Regions from separate parts of the Homo sapiens genome. Here region 2 is linked to region 1. A link is an interaction called in ENCODE POLR2A ChIA-PET data of the cell type or tissue named here. Cell type or tissue: OCI-LY7. All regions are shown on one strand. Links, peaks and the distances in the headings refer to the core of each region. The heading gives the core; the rest is flanking DNA. Region 1 overlaps MDS2 (myelodysplastic syndrome 2 translocation associated). Region 2 has its middle 22 kb from the start of ID3.

What was found. Peaks named below come from ENCODE experiments on the same cell type or tissue, not always from the same donor. Only the 100,000 strongest peaks of a DNase experiment are listed, where the experiment ranks them.
Region 2: POLR2A ChIA-PET joins it to region 1 with 10 read pairs; 21 of 35 experiments call an interaction of 5 or more read pairs at or near these places.

What each region holds. Positions count from the first base shown.
Region 1 is chr1:23,635,815-23,638,719 of GRCh38, reverse strand. All of the region lies in intron 4 of MDS2 (myelodysplastic syndrome 2 translocation associated), which reads right to left. Among named protein-coding and RNA genes, the nearest start is that of MDS2, 9.9 kb to the right of the region's middle. In OCI-LY7, for the core only: CTCF peaks have their summits at 884 and 1,084 (motif pointing right); DNase peaks (open chromatin) are centred at 399, 679 and 1,139; H3K4me3 peaks cover 1,212 bases; H3K27ac peaks cover 2,142 bases.
Region 2 is chr1:23,579,626-23,582,530 of GRCh38, reverse strand. No RefSeq gene overlaps it. Among named protein-coding and RNA genes, the nearest start is that of ID3, 22 kb to the right of the region's middle. In OCI-LY7, for the core only: a CTCF peak has its summit at 1,342; DNase peaks (open chromatin) are centred at 1,071 and 1,440; H3K4me3 peaks cover 642 bases; H3K27ac peaks cover 2,315 bases.

The DNA of each region.
Region 1 (2,905 bases), core at 137-2,636:
CAAGATTTGACAACCGAGACTCTCAGACACTCTCTCTCCCTGGCACACATACACACTCGTACACACGATGACAGCCATGGGACGGCCAGGCAGCTGGACGTCTTTGTCCCCCACTCCCAGCCTGATGGCCACCCCATCAGTCCTTTGCTCCTTCACTCTGCTTCCCATCAGTCCCCTCCTTCTGGGAGTCACAACTCCCTGGGTTGTGATTCTGGCTTCATATTCACTGGCCATGTGACCCTGGGCACATTACTCAAGCTCCTGGATACTGCTCCTCCACTGTCAGTGAGGGTCATGATCCTCCCTGCCTCTCAGGGCCACAGAGAAGGTTAAGGCTCATAATTCCCGTAAAGCACCTTTGCAGCGCCTGTCCCTCCACAGTGGCAGCTCTTCTTAGCACGGTTGCTGTCACTATCATTCGCTGTGGCCTTGCTCTGGCCCCACCCCCATGCCCCTCCTTCTCCCAGCCTACTGTCTCCCCACTTCTGCCTGGGCCTCCTCTCTCTCTCCTCTCCCTCCTTCCAGAGCCTGAGACCCAGAATTCCTGAAGGGCTGGGGACAGGGAAGGGGCAGCCAGCTCCCCAAACAGAAATGTCACCTGCTTGGAGTCCCCAGTGGAGGGGTGGGGTGGAAGCTTTCTGCTCAGCCTTGAGAACCCTGCCCTAACCCCCCACAGAGCCTGATACAGGCTCAAACCTGCATCAGGTCAAACCACCCCCACAGAGACAGAGCTGGGTGGGTTAGGCCGCTACCTGAACCTGGGTCGCTGTCTGCAAGCCAGCCAGGGAGGGGACTGGCCTCACCCCCTCAGAGGGGTGAAGATGCTCTGGGATCTAAGTCCACACTGAGGACAGCGGGAGGTGGAGAGCACCTCACGGAGGGGGGTTTGAATCCCGGGGCCTCCTTTACTCCTCTGGATCATCTTTGAGAAGTCGCCTCTTCTCTCCAAGCCTTGGTCTCCTCATTGGTAAGATGAGGCTGGACAATTCCTGCCTACCACCCACTCAGGGCTGTTGGGAGAAACAGTTGAGAAGAGGGCAGAAGGGAATCCTGTCAAGCCTGGGAACCAACGCCTTTCCGTCGCCAGTTGAGCTCTACGTTTTGGCCAGCAGATGGCGCGATAGAAGCGCCAGTGTCTCCGTTCCAGGCCCCGGACATTTGTTAAACGTGGCGAAACTGTTACTCAAGATCCCAAACTCTAGAGCTGATGGATCTCAGATTCTACCCCCTTAAGCTGCGCGCGGTGGCTCATGCCTGTAATCCCAGCACTTTGGGAGGCCGAGGTGGGTGGGTCATGAGGTCAGGAGTTCAAGACCAGCCCGGCCAACAGGCTGAAGCCCTATCTCTACTAAAAATACAAAAATTAGCCCGGCCTGGTGGCGGGCACCTGTAATCTCAGCTACTCAGGAGGCTGAGGCACGAGAATTGCTTGAACCCGGGAAGCAGAGGTTGCAGTGAGCCGAGATTGTGCCACTGCACTCCAGCCTGGGTGACAAAGCGAGACTCCAAAAAAAAAAAAAAAAAAAAAAAAGCCAGGTGCGGTGGCTCACGCCTGTAATCCCAGCACTTTGGGAGGCCAAGGCCGGTGGATCACAAGGTCAGGAGATCAAGACCATCCTAGCTAACAGGTGAAACCCCGTCTCTACTAAAAATACAAAAAATTAGCCGGGCGTGGTGGTGGGCGCCTGTAGTCCCAGCTACTCGCAAGGCTGAGGCAGGAGAATGGCGTGAATCTGGGAGGAGGAGCTTGCAGTGAACTGAGATCCAGCCACTGCACTCCAGCCTGGGCGACAGAGCAAGACTCCGTCTCCATATAAATATATATATATATATATACCTCCTTAATAGCAATGTGACTGGGTAAGCTACTTAACCTCTCTGAACCTCAGTTTCCTCATCTGGCATCCCTTCTTCTGGGGTTGTTGGAAGATTGATTTTCTCCAGGATGCAGAGCGCAGCGTCAGTGCTCAGTGACATGACTGGTACAACCCACTCAAGGGCGAGGCTGCAGCTCCGTCTATCCCCGCTAAGCACCCCTGGTTTCAGCCACACCTCGTGCCCACTCCAGCCAGGCCTCCAGGTTTCACTCACACCCTCTGCCCTCTGACTGGAATGTTCTCTTCCTCCTTGTTTCATGATTTCCTAGGAACTTTGAGACTTCTTGGGTTTTTCCCTAATTGTATTTTGAAAACTTTATCCAGGTATTACTTATAGATCATACAATTCACTCACTTTAAGGGTACAAGTCAATGATTTTCAGTAAGTTTACCAAGTTGTGCTCGAGATTTGATTTTTAAAATCCTGCATCTCAAATTCTACCTCTTTCCTGAGTCTCAGACCATGTGTTCAGCTGCCCCTTGGCTGTTGCCCCTTGGCTGTCCCCTGCCCCGCCAACTCAGTACATCCCCAGCCGGATCCATCACTGTCTTCCCTTCCCTTCTCCTCTCCCATGTCCCTTCTTGGCCAGCAATCCCATCCTTTTTCTCTATGTTCTTAGCACTTTGTTCGAGACCTGGCACATAGTAGGTGCTCAATAAAGGTTTGCTAAGTGGGCTAGGCACATGGCTCACACCTGTAATCTCAACACTTTGGGAGGCTGAGGTGGGCAGATCACTTGAGGTCAGGTGTTCGAGACCAGCCTGGCCAACATGGTGAAAACCCATCTCTATGAAAAAATAACAAAAATTAGCCGGGCATGGTGGCGCGTGCCTGTAATCCCAGCTACTTGGGAGGCTGAGGCAGGAGAATCGCTTGAACCCGGGAGGTGGAGGTTGCAGCGAGCTGAGATGGCGCCACTGCTCTCCAGCCTGGGCCACGGAGCAAGACTCCATCTAAAAAAAAAAAAAAAAAAAAAGTTTGCTGAGTGAATGAATAAAACCAACGTGACCCTTTACCCACATTTGAT
Region 2 (2,905 bases), core at 172-2,671, 56 kb after region 1:
AGCTACTCAGGAGGCTGAGGCAGGAGAATGGTGTCAACCCGGGAGGCAGAGCTTGCAGTGAGCCAAGATCGTGCTACTGCTCTCTAGCCTGGGTGATAGAGCGAGACTCAGTCTAAAAAAATATAATAATAAGTGGGGCTGTTAGGCAGGTACAGTGGCTTACACCTGTAATTCCAGCATTTTGGGAGGCCCAGGTGGGAAGATCACTGGAGCAAGAGTTCGAGCCCAGCCTGAGCAATATGAGGAGACCCCGTCCATACAAAAATAAAAATAAAAAATTAGCTGATCATTGTGGCATGTACCTGTAGTCCCAGCTACTCAGGAGGCTGAGGTTGGAGGATTGCTTGATCCCAGGAGGTCGAGGCTGCAATAAACCCAGATCATGCCACTGTACTTCAGCCTGAGTGACAGAGTAAGACCCCATCTCAAAAAAAAAAAAAAAAAAAAAAAAAAAAGCTGCTTTGGAGAGTGAAGGGAGTGGCATTAGAATTGAGCCTGCTGCCGGGTATGGTGGCTCACGCCTGTAATCCCAGCACTTTGGGAGGCCGAGGTGGGTGGATCACAAGGTCAGGAGATCGAGACCATCCTGGCTAACATGGTGAAACCCCGTCTCTACTAAAAAATACAAAAAATTAGCCGGGCGTGGTGGCACGCGCCTGTAGTTCCAGCTACTTGGGAGGCTGAGGCAGGAGAATGGCATGAACCCGGGAGGCAGAGCTTGCAGTGAGCTGAGATCACGCCACTGCAATCCAGCCTGGGCGACAGAGACTCCATCTCAAAAAAAAAAAAAAAAAAAAAAGAATTGAGCCTTCTTAGGGTGCCCCTTGCTTCCACCACGCGCCACCTCCTTACCTTCAGGGGTCCCTGGGGCACTAATACCCCAGGGCTTAGAGGAACCCAGTTTGAAAACCACTGGACAAGAGTCACTCTTCACAGTCCCTCCCAAGGTGTGGGAGCCCTGGGGAGGAATGAAGGGCCTCTGCTGTCCCAACTTGCAGATGAGCGTTGCTTTCTGAGCTGCAGCCCAGCTGCCTCCCGAGGGTCATGAGAAAGAAGGCAAGGGCAGGCTCAGGGCGCAGGAAGTGGAGCCGGCCAGCTGGGAGGCAGTAACAGGCGCTGGTACTGTGGCCTCCTGGATGGGCCGGTGACATCACAACCCCAGGAAGCAGCTGCCCAAGAGGCCTGCGCTGTCCCTCATTCCTCCTCTGGGAAAATCAGTCCCCAGCTGTTGCCGTCCTCTGTGTACTGGCTTACTCTTCCTGGATTGTCCCCTCCTGAACCAGCATCTTCAGCAGTAGCATCTTCAGAGAGAAGCCTCCCCTATGTGCTGGAACTGTGCTACCCTCTGTGGCACAGCTCGTAACAGCATGCTTTTAAAATTATCGTTTAATTTAATCATCACATCAACATCAAGTAGGGACCAGTACCATTCCCATTTTGCAAACTATGAGAGGCTCAGAAGTGCAAGACAGATCACACAGTTTCACCCAGCTGGTAAACACCAGAGCCAGGCTTTGAACCTTGTCCTGTCTGACTCCAATATTCATGAGTTTTCTTGAGTTACCACATGGTCAGATTCAAAGCAAAAACACGAGGTGGAGGTTGCTTCTTATGTGGCAATGTGAAGCTGTCAATTTCAAACACAGTTTCTTTGTTAATGGCGTTCCTGGCCTATTATCATCCAAGCGGAGTCTTAGGATGCGATAAAGGGCTTAGCACACTGTCTGGCACTCTACAAATGCAGCTTTACTCTGGCTCTCCCCTTTACAAAGGAAGAAACTGAGGCTCAGGGGAGCAAAGTCAAGACCATAGGACAGGCAGGTGCCAACCCCAGGTCTGTCAGGCCCCAGAGTGGAAGCTGTTTCCCCAAAACCCTGAATTTCATAGGCGGGAAAGTCCTGCTCACCTTCTGTGCTCATCTCGTAGGGTTGCTGTTACAAACTACCACAAACTCAGTGGCTTAAAACAATAGAAATTTGTTCTCTCACAGTTCTAGAGGCCAGCAGTCCAAAAGCAGGTGTCGCCAGGGTGGGGTTACCCTGAAGGCTCTGAGGGGGAATCTGCTCCATGCCCCTCTGCTAGCTTCTACAGGTGGCCTTAACATGCCTTGGTTTGAGGCTTCATAAGTCCAATTTCGGCCTCCATCTTCAATTGTACTTCTTCTCACTGTGTCTCTGTGTCTTAAATCTTACTTTCCTTTCTCTCTCTTTTTTTTTTCTTTTTGAGATGGAATCTCGCTCTGTCACCCAGGCTGGAGTGCAGTGGCACCATCTCGGCTCACTGCAACCTCCACCTCCTGATTTCAAGCAATTCTCCTGCCTCAGCCTCCTGAGTAGCTGGGATTACAGGCTTGCACCACCACGTCCGGCTAATTTTTGTATTTTTAGTAGAGATGGGGTTTCACTATGTTAGCCAGGCTGGTCTCAAACTCCTGACCTCATGATCCGCCCATCTCGGCCTCCCAAAGTGCTGTGATTACAGATGTGAGCCACCGTGCCTGGTCTCCTTTCTCTTATAAGCACATCAGTCCTTGGATTTAGGTCCCACCAAAAATACAGGATATCATTTCAAGATCCTTAATTCTATCTTTAGATACCCTATTTCCAAATAAGGTCCCATTCACAGGTACTGGGTATTAAAATTTAACACATATCTGGCCGGGCACAGTGGCTCACGCCTGTAATCCCAACACTTTGGGAAGCCGAGGCAGGTGGATCACATGGTCAGGAGATCTAGACCATCCTGGCTAACACGGTGAAACCCCGTCTCTACTAAAAATACAAAAACTTAGCCAGGCATGGTGGCCGGCGCCTGTAGTCCCAGCTACTCAGGAGGCTGAGGCAGGAGTATGGTGTGAACTCGGGAGTCAGAGCTTGCAGTGAGCCGAGATCGCACCACTGCACTC